Linked DNA regions of Homo sapiens: regions 1 and 2 are each linked to region 3. Evidence: chromatin contacts called from ENCODE Hi-C or POLR2A ChIA-PET data. All regions are on one chromosome and are shown on one strand. The core of a region is the stretch at or near the end of the contact, and the rest is flanking DNA. Distances in the headings are between cores, read along the strand shown.

Region 1 (3,006 bases), core at 82-2,581, 1.2 Mb before region 3:
AATTCCATCAACAAGCACTTAGTAAATGCACAGTACCTGTGAGAAAACCAGGCCAACAAGCATTTCAAGGTTACCAAAAAAGGAAGGTTGAAAATAGCCTCACACTAACCCAGCTCTAAAAAGACAAATAATTCAAAACCACCCTTTAATGTCTGTCTCTCTAAACAGGTGCACCCCAGTTAATGTTAATAGTCTGCATTACTACTGGTAATGATTCTGGCTACCATTTTAGATTATCAGATCCTTCAAAGTAAATGCCCAACTTTTTTCACTGATTAGAAGGCGAAACGGGGAACCAAATGAAATAATCCACCGTCTTTCTAAAAGTCAGTTTGATTTTAACTGATTACAAACAAAAAGGGCTTAACAGTTTCCCACTGCGCAAATGTGCCAACCGATTCCTACAACCTCATCTAGGAAACCAGGCGTGCCACGCGAACCCTAATGCTATACAAAGTGTCCCCCTCCAGCCTGGCCTATGCAGAGCGCATTCTAGACAAGGCCCCAGTGCACCAACAGCCCAATTTTGGCTATATTCTCTGAGCGATTTAAGGAAGTCCGCAACCACTCATCTCACGTGACCTTAAAAAGGGGCGCAGTTGAGCCCAGAATAAAACACACTCCTTTTTCTTCTACATCAACTTCACTGCCCAGCATGAAGGAAGTGGGCGGGGAAGAGGCGCAGCGCCAGCGGGCAGGAGAGGTCAGCAAAGAAACGTGGGGTGTCGCGCCATCTACTCTGGAGGGGCTGGAGGTGAGGGGCACGCCCGCTCAACTGCACTGCAGCCGCTGCAAATCCAAGGCTGCCACACCCCCCGGCAGCCAGGGACACGGCTTCATCTTCCTCTTTCTCCAGCGGAAAGGGGGCCCTCTCCACGGAACGCCCCACCTGCTAGAGTCCTCCACATCCCGAAACGCAACGCCCGAGAGCAGGCGCGGGTGGCAGGCGGCGCTGGGGGGCAACAGGAGGGGAAGGGCCGCGGCGACCTGCAACCCGCGCATGCGCAGATCCGGGTACCCGCCCGTTTACCTACCGTTGGAACCGCGATGCCCCGTTCCCTGGCCGCGGCCGCTTCTCCAGGACCCGCGGCGACGGCAAGAGGGCGAGAACTGAGGCCCCAAGTGGCTCCGCGGCCGAGAAGCCTCTTCCTGGGGCGGCCGCTGACGGGAGGTTAAAGCTACGGCTGTGGCGCGGGGCCAGCCCGGTAAGCGACCCCCCGGATACCCCCGGCGGTGGTGGCGACGCAGACGCGGAACAGGGGGAGAGAGTGGCGACAGAGGCGGCGGCTGAGGTGCAGAGCCTCCCTAACGGCGAGCGGGAGGAGAGCGGCTGGCGGGCGGAGGCCGGGCCGGACGTGACGTGCGTGGGAGGGGGCGGGGCAGGCCGCTGGTGGGGGCGGGGCGGCGAGGGTCCCCACCCCCACAGCATTCCGGGCAGCGGCCCTGTGTCCTGCAAGCTTGAGGACCGCGGTTCCTCTCCCACCAATTGGGGTCCTGAATTAGGGTGCGAGCAGCCAGGCGCCATCCCGGGGCGGGTTGTGGGGTCCTCGGTATGGGGAGGTTGGGAAACAGAGAGGACACTGGGGAGAGGAAAGATAAAGGGAAAATCCGGAACACAGAGATCGCTTCTGGTCTCTGCGGAGGAAGCCAGGCCCCCAGGGCGCCCATATCCAGGTGAGGAGCACAGAGACCTGAACCGAAAACCGCTGGGGGAGACCTAAGCGGTGACTTCGGTTCCCATTCCCAGAGATGTGAGTTAGATCCGGGACCACGGGGCTGCACCTGCGTCCTGCCCGCCCCCACCCTACCCCTTCACCTCAGGACCTGACCTAGACTCCAGAGAGAACAGTAAGGCTTCGGTGCCTTAGTCTGGGACTGTGGAAGTCGATAGGCTGCGGGCTTACAGGGAGCTTCGTATACTAAAATCAGCCAGCTGCGGAGGCAGAGCTGAAAGGAGGCAGAAAGAATGAGCTCTCTGAACTTGCATGGCTACCCAGACCATCCCTACAACTCCCTTGAACTCACAAGGGTATGAATATTCAGCCAATCTCTTCTTTGTTATAGTCTGTTAAGGGCTTTGAGATCTTCCATTTGGACTCCTTGACAGCCGGTAGATCAACACCTGCACAAAAAATAGCAGCCACCACAATTCAGTTGTCCCTTACCTACCTGAGCTGGAAGTTAGTAACTTGGAAAATGTAAAACAAGAACCCTCATAGAACTTGGGACAAGATTTGAAAAAAATAAAGTTACCCTATGAAATGATCTGTAAATGGGCTACAGAGGCCACAGTGTCTCCCACATTTCATCAGAGAGAGTAAACCATGTGTAACCTAAGTGTCACATACCCAGTTAATGCTGTCATAACCGAAGGGTGGGGTCCACAAAGAGTCTAAAACCAGAAGAATCTGAATAAGAATGTTCTATGAGGCTCCCAGGAACTCTGTCCAGGAACGAGGCAACTGATTCTAATGACCAGAACCAACACTTACTCTCAGGGCAGTTAAATCTTAATTCAGATTCACTCACTCATTCAACAGATACTTAGTGAATGCTTACTATGTTCTAGTCTCTTAAGATACGTCAGTAAATCCCTGCCTTCGTGGAGTTTATATCCTAGCAAACCTAAATTCTGGATCTCCGTTAAGAGCATACAAAGGCCCATACTCTGATTCCAAACTCAGCTAGTAGCCTTTCCATCATTCAGGGAGTCTCTCAAATAAATCTACATACCCAATAAGAAGGGATTGTCCAAGGCATATAACTAGGACTAGTTATACTAGCTGTACAGTTTTTGTCAATAAATTCATATCATGGTTTACAAATCGGACACTGTTCACTGGGTTGAATTGTTTTATCCGAATTAATTTCTCAGAGCCTATTTAAACTTGAGCGAAGTGAAATAAAAGTTTCCAAATCTGCCAAACAGGATCAACAGAGCCTGATTTCAGAGCAGCCCAGTGAAGATGCAGTCTGTGCATTTAGCCTTGTATCTCTCTTTAAATA
Region 2 (2,913 bases), core at 414-2,913, 1.0 Mb before region 3:
AGTCCCAGCTACTCAAGAGGCTGAGGTGGAGGATCATTTGAGCCTGAGATATGGAGGTTGCAGTGAGCCAAGATCACACCACTGCCCTCCAGCCTGGGCCACAGAGTGCAATCTTGTCTCAAAAAAAAAAAAAAAAAAATAGGCCTGGCAGTGGCTCACGCCTGTAATCCCAGCACTTTGGGAGGCCGAGGCGGACAGATCATGAGGTCAGGAGATTGAGACCATCGTGGCCAACATGGTGAAACCCCGTCTCTACTAAAAATACAAAATTAGCCAGGCATGGCCAGGCGCAGTGGCTCACACCTGTAATCCCAGCACTCTGGCAGGCCGAGGTGGGGGGATCACCTGAGGTCAGGAGTTCGAGACCAGCCTGGCCAACATGGCGAAACTCTGTCTCTACTAAAAAATACAAAAATTAGCTGGGCGTGTCCGCACCACTGCACTCCAGCCTGGGCAACAGAAGGAGACTCAGTCTCAAAAAAAGAAGAAAAAGAAAAGAAAGTCTACTTACAGCTTAATATGATTAACTATAGAAATCTACCGATGTGAAAGAGTATCTAACAATTTCTAAGACCCAGAAAAGCTGACATCCTAGATACCTTACCAATTTTGATCGCCACTTCTCATGACAGAAGATGCTAAACATAGCTTCTCTCGGATGGACCATGGCTCTGTGGGGCCAGTGCTTAGCAGCTTGTGTTCTGGGAAAGGGAGAAAAAAAAAAAAGCCTTGGAAACAACCACTGAGACTGTAGTGCTAAGCTCCAAAATCCCCAAAAAGAGGACTAAAAGCCTAATACAAAACATCCCAACTTGTTAGGACAAAGTGAGCTACTATAACCAAATCTTGATTTTCACCTCTCCAAGTGAAATATCACCAGTGACCGGGGTACCTATTCGTTGCATGTGAATTATTAACATTTTATTTCTTAAAACGCCATGGCTTGAAGCTCCGCTTTATTAAGAAACAGGGAATGTCAGATTAGGCAGTTCTCCCTAAAAGCCCAGTTTTAAGAATACTGGACTTTATTCCAGTTTGAACTTATTCAGGGCTTATTTCCCAGGAACCCGAGCGGCCAGCCCCTCCTACTACCCCGCCTCCCTCTTAGCATAAACTTGTTTACTTCTCTCAGATCCTCTACTCCAAATGTCGGGGGTAAAAGAGCTTTTCAGTCCAAAAAAAGAAAAATGGCTGAAATCCCCGAGATGCAATTTCCTGAGTGGCAAGAAAAGCTCATGGTTAAAAGACCCCACTTCCACTGCCTCACAAACGTCAGACAAAAAAATGAATGGCTCTTTGAGGTGCCGGTTACTCCGTCTGGCTCATAACATCTTTTCGTCTGCACGCCCAAGTTTCTAGAGTGCTTTTACGGTTAACCCGCAGAGTTCCTAACACACTAGGATTCACTAAGCTGCTTCTCTCACACCTCCGCTCTCTCCCTGAGAAACAAGACCCCAGATTTCTGGGCCCCCAAACGTTGGTCTTCACGATGCTGTAGAGCGCAGGTCTCTGAAAACCCTGGGCTCTCAAGCAACCCACTTCTCCCACTCCCTAAGCGTGTAACAAAAATATGGTGCCTAGCCTCGGATCTACAAAGGCCTTTCACGCAAAACCTGCTCAGATACTCACTGCCCGTTCCCGTCGCCATCTTGGCCCCGAAGTCTCCAACCCTGAGGAGAGACGGTCTGGAAGGGCCGAAACCCTGGAATTCTGGGAAATAGTGTACCGGCGTTGGTTCGCGGTGCCTCCTGGGAAATGTCGTTTTTCCCCTTAAGACAAAGCAAGCACCCTAAACCAGTTACCCTGTGCACTCCTGTTAAGATTGTTGCTAAGGAAGGACAGGAGTTGGCTGCTGAAGCCTCAAGATTTCCTTTAGGCTCTTAGGTAAGAAATGTCTAAGGTTCAAGGAAAAAGGTTAAGTTGGAAGAATCCCAGGCAAAATAAGTGCGAATCCACGACAGTTGGTAACCCGGACCCACATTAGAACTCAGAGGTCAAGCAGAAGCGAACGACTGGAATTCCAGTCAGGCCCGCCCCCTTTCCTTACGCGGATTGGTAGCTGCAGGCTTCCCTATCTGATTGGCCGAACGAACGCAGCGCGTAATTTAAAATATTGTATCTGTAACAAAGCTGCACCTCGTGGGCGGAGTTGTGCTCTGCGGCTGCGAAAGTCCAGCTTCGGCGACTAGGTGTGAGTAAGCCAGTATCCCAGGAGGAGCAAGTGGCACGTCTTCGGGTGAGTGTGCGGCTGTGCTGGAGCCCGGGTTACCAGCTCTTGCCCGCGCGGAATAGGCTTTAAGAAATCGGAGCTGCAGCCATCTGTTTTTCTCTTAATGCTGCATCTCTGTTCTCACGGTGGTCCTTGGGGTGAGGTTAGAGAAGGAGCCGAGGGATCCTGACACCACCTCCACAGCACCGGCGGGCGAGGTGCCCTACTTTAGGCGTAGCCTTCTGCTTTTGGAGCCAGATGTCTGTGGACTTCTGTTCGCGTTCAGAAATGCCGCCTCAAACTTCTCTCAATTGTTCATTAAGTGAACTTCTCTCATTCCCTTCCCCTTTGCCGATAATTGGAGGGGAAAAGAAGTAGGAAGCGGGACACGGTGTCCTGGGGCAAGGGACTTATTACCTAAAATTCGCGGCCCCTTCTGTCCCTAAAGGTTCTTCTCCCTGCCCACTTTTTGGTCTCTTTTTAGACCTAGGCTGCCCCTGCCGTCATGTCGCAAGGGATCCTTTCTCCGCCAGCGGGCTTGCTGTCCGATGACGATGTCGTAGTTTCTCCCATGTTTGAGTCCACAGCTGCAGATTTGGGGTCTGTGGTACGCAAGAACCTGCTATCAGACTGCTCTGTCGTCTCTACCTCCCTAGAGGACAAGCAGCAGGTAAAGGAACTGGGGAGTGGCTGGGGCGGAAAGT
Region 3 (2,919 bases), core at 159-2,658:
ACAATGTCAAAAAAAAACCTGTTTATATGCCAGGCGAGGTGGCTCATGCCTGTAATCCCAGCACTTTGGGAGGCCGAGGTAGACAGATCACCTGAGGTCAGGAGTTCGAGACCAGCCTGATCAACATGGAGAAACCCTGTCTCTATTAAAAATAGAAAATTAGCCGGGCACGATGGCGCATGCCTGTAATCCCTGCTAATCGGGAAGGTGAGGCAGGAGAATCGCTTGAACCTGGGAGGCGGAGGTTGCTGTGAGTCGAGATGGCACCATTGCACTCCAGCCTGAGAAACAAGAGCGAAACTCCGCCTCAAAAAAAAAAAAAAAAAAAAAAAACTGTTTATAAACACATCACTTTCTTCTCTTAGCAAATATGTAAGTTTCATTCTCCTCCTGTCTACTTAGTTTGGGTTAACTTAACCCCCGCCCCATCTCTCAGATCATGTTTTTATTTAGGTTTATTGAGGTGGGAAAGCCAACTGAACTTTAAACGAAGCCAGGCATTTAAGAATATTAGAAAACTGATCTTACATATATAGGTAGTCAAATATTTTTAAAAGACATCAAATGGCATTCTAATTCCTCCGGTGCAAAGAAAGCCCCAGCCTCACACGTGTTAGCATTTCCTGATTCCTGGCTTTTCCCACTCAGAGCCCCATTCCAGGGGCTCATATGTCAAGTCATTCTCTCCTGACTTCTGAAGCAGGGATTTTCAAAGCCAGGATTCCGGGACCACCTGAATGAGAACCCCCTGGGGTACAGCTGCCCACGCACCATCTTATCGGAAATCCCAGGGAATGGAGCCCAAGGCTTATGCACAAAGCCCCTAGACGATCCGAGAGATAACACTAACCAGTCTGTAACCTCTAAAGGCAAATTTTCCAGGACAAAGAAAAACAAGCAATAAGAGAGTGACAATAATTCCACATGGGAAGAGACACACGGGTCTCGGAGATCAACACCAAACCACCCCTTCTTCGGACAGATACGGAAACTTAGGCTGGGAGAATGAAACAGGCAAGGGCACTAAAAACAGGTGCGGAGCCAAAGCCAATCTCAAATTTCCACGGCCCCATCTCCTGCCAATAAAGAGGTGAATGGAGACATTCTGAGTGGGAAAGATAAGAAAGGTAGGCCTTCGGCAGGGAGCCCCGGGCCCACTTGGACGTCCCGCTTTGGAGACACTAGTGAGGATGTGTGGGTCCCCAGAACACTGCTGGGAAGGCGCCGAGGCCGCCGGCAGGAGGAGGCCCAGGAAGCGCCCTGAGCCCCCCGCCCAGCTCCAGGGCCGGGCGGCCCTCACCGCCCCTACCTTCGGCCTCCGGCAGCCGAGTGGCAGACACAACTCCCACAATTCCAGGCGGCCGCGGCGGCGACCAGCTCCCCCTGCGCAAACGCGGCGGCGACCGTCTGAGCCGGTGAGCTGGCAGCTGTCACGCCGCTCGCGGCCTCGCCCAATCGCGGGCCGCCAGACCAGCGCGCGGCGCCCCCCGCCCCGCACCGAGGTGGGAGCCCCGCCCCTAGCCCCGCCCTCTGCAGACTCTTGCACGAGCTGCCCCCGTGCCCCTCCCCTTGGGGGGAGGGAGGGCTGAAGAGATAGCTTCACGCCTGCTTTTGCTTCCAGGCTGGAACTGCGAAGTTTCCTGTCTGATTTTCCAACAATGTAATTTCTTTCTAGCGGAAGGACCCTCAGAAAGCAATCAGAGGGGTGCGGAGTAAAAATAAATCAAGTTCTTGTGACTCAGTTTGGGACAGAAGCCGAGAGTCTCCAGCAATAAAATTTCTCGCAAATTCATGCAAAATAGGACACCTTTAAGCCACTCACTTTATATACTTGTGTAGATTTTTTACAAGGACCAGTTATTTTAAAAATAGCATCAGGTGGCCGGGCGCGGTGGCTCACACCTGTAATCCCAGCACTTTGGGAGGCCCAGGCAGGCAGATCACTTGAGGCCAGGAGTTCAAGACCAGCCTGACCAACATGGTGAAACCCCCGTCTCTACTAAATATACAAAAATTAGCCAGGCGTGGTGGCGAGCGCCTGTAATCCCAGCTACTTGGGAGGCTGAGGCAGGAGAATCGCTTGAACCCACCAGGCAGAGGTTGCAGTGAGCTAAAATCGTGCCACTACACTCCAGCCTGGGTGACAGAGTGAAACTCTGTCTCAAAATCTAATAAAATAAAATAAAGGTCACTTGCGATTCTGATTTTTTTTTAAGACAGAATCTGTGTCCCCCAGGCTGGAGTGCAGTGGCAGGATCTTGGCTTATCACAGCCTTGACCTCCCAGGCTCAAGGGATCCTCCCCCTCAGCCTCCATCCAGTAGCTGGGACCACAGGCGCGTGCCACCGTTGCCAGGCTAATTTTTTTTTTTTTTTTTTTTTTACAGACAGGGTCTCGCTATGTTGCCCAGGCTGGTGTCAACGCAGTTGTAATTCTGCTGTACCAGTGAATATCATGCTTTCTGTACCAGGTGCTGCATATATATTTTATTTACTTATAACGTCCTCTGAGCAGAATGGTCATCCCCTTTTTATAAATGGAGAAGCTGACGCTCAAAGAGGCTAAAGGAGTTATACAAAGTCATACAGTCAGGAAGTGGTAGAACTGGGAGTTAAAGCTAGATTTAAGTGTCTCCAATGTCCTGTTCTCTTTCCACTATTCCACTTTTAGACCTTCCCCTTGCCTAGACATGCTTAACCTGATGAATAAAAATGACTGCCCCCTCCTGCCCTCAGATCCCCCACATAGTGATTCCTGGTCATTCATGAGTGGAGAAAACAGTAATCCAGACAGTTACCTCCCCAAATGGCAAGTATTTCCCAATAGCAAACAACCTATTTCTGGACTTCCCTTCCCTTTTCCATGTACTCTATGAGCTTCTAGCAGACAATTTACCTTCTTGATTATGTTTACTTCAAG

The links. A loop is a pair of places that touch in the nucleus more often than their neighbours do. ChIA-PET counts read pairs that join two places held with the same protein, here RNA polymerase II (POLR2A). Pooled maps may share reads with other maps.
Region 1: a map of CD4-positive, alpha-beta T cell shows a loop between it and region 3 (4-fold over the local background). The contact joins the promoter of FAM13B here to the promoter of SIL1 in region 3. A Hi-C loop is called at or near these places in 2 of 168 maps with a recorded cell type or tissue (CD4-positive, alpha-beta T cell and naive thymus-derived CD4-positive, alpha-beta T cell) and 7 of 50 pooled maps. POLR2A ChIA-PET finds 5 or more read pairs at or near these places in 2 of 52 experiments (CD8-positive, alpha-beta memory T cell and Caco-2).
Region 2: a loop to region 3 is called in a pooled map, with 11 times the contacts of the local background. The contact joins the promoter of BRD8 here to the promoter of SIL1 in region 3. A Hi-C loop is called at or near these places in 7 of 50 pooled maps. POLR2A ChIA-PET finds 5 or more read pairs at or near these places in 2 of 52 experiments (HEK293 and activated T-cell).

What each region holds. Positions count from the first base shown.
Region 1 is chr5:138,031,748-138,034,753 of GRCh38, forward strand. It overlaps FAM13B (family with sequence similarity 13 member B), which reads right to left and starts at 1,332. Exons shown (of 24, transcript NM_001385994.1): 1 at 1,035-1,332. It overlaps FAM13B-AS1 (FAM13B antisense RNA 1), which reads left to right and starts at 1,027. Exons shown (of 2, transcript NR_037900.2): 1 at 1,027-1,205. It overlaps LOC124901077 (a long non-coding RNA gene), which reads left to right and starts at 1,392. Exons shown (of 2, transcript XR_007058952.1): 1 at 1,392-1,504; 2 at 1,748-2,926. RefSeq lists enhancers at 361-420, 521-1,404 and silencers at 911-980, 991-1,040.
Region 2 is chr5:138,176,967-138,179,879 of GRCh38, forward strand. BRD8 (bromodomain containing 8) reads right to left here and starts at 1,664. Exons shown (of 27, transcript NM_139199.2): 1 at 1,630-1,664; 2 at 605-701. The coding sequence starts at 1,648. KIF20A (kinesin family member 20A) reads left to right here and starts at 2,146. Exons shown (of 19, transcript NM_005733.3): 1 at 2,146-2,236; 2 at 2,694-2,879. The coding sequence starts at 2,715. RefSeq lists enhancers at 1,614-1,908, 1,616-1,665, 1,806-1,975.
Region 3 is chr5:139,196,960-139,199,878 of GRCh38, forward strand. SIL1 (SIL1 nucleotide exchange factor) reads right to left here and starts at 1,409. Exons shown (of 10, transcript NM_022464.5): 1 at 1,310-1,409. RefSeq lists a silencer at 1,085-1,614.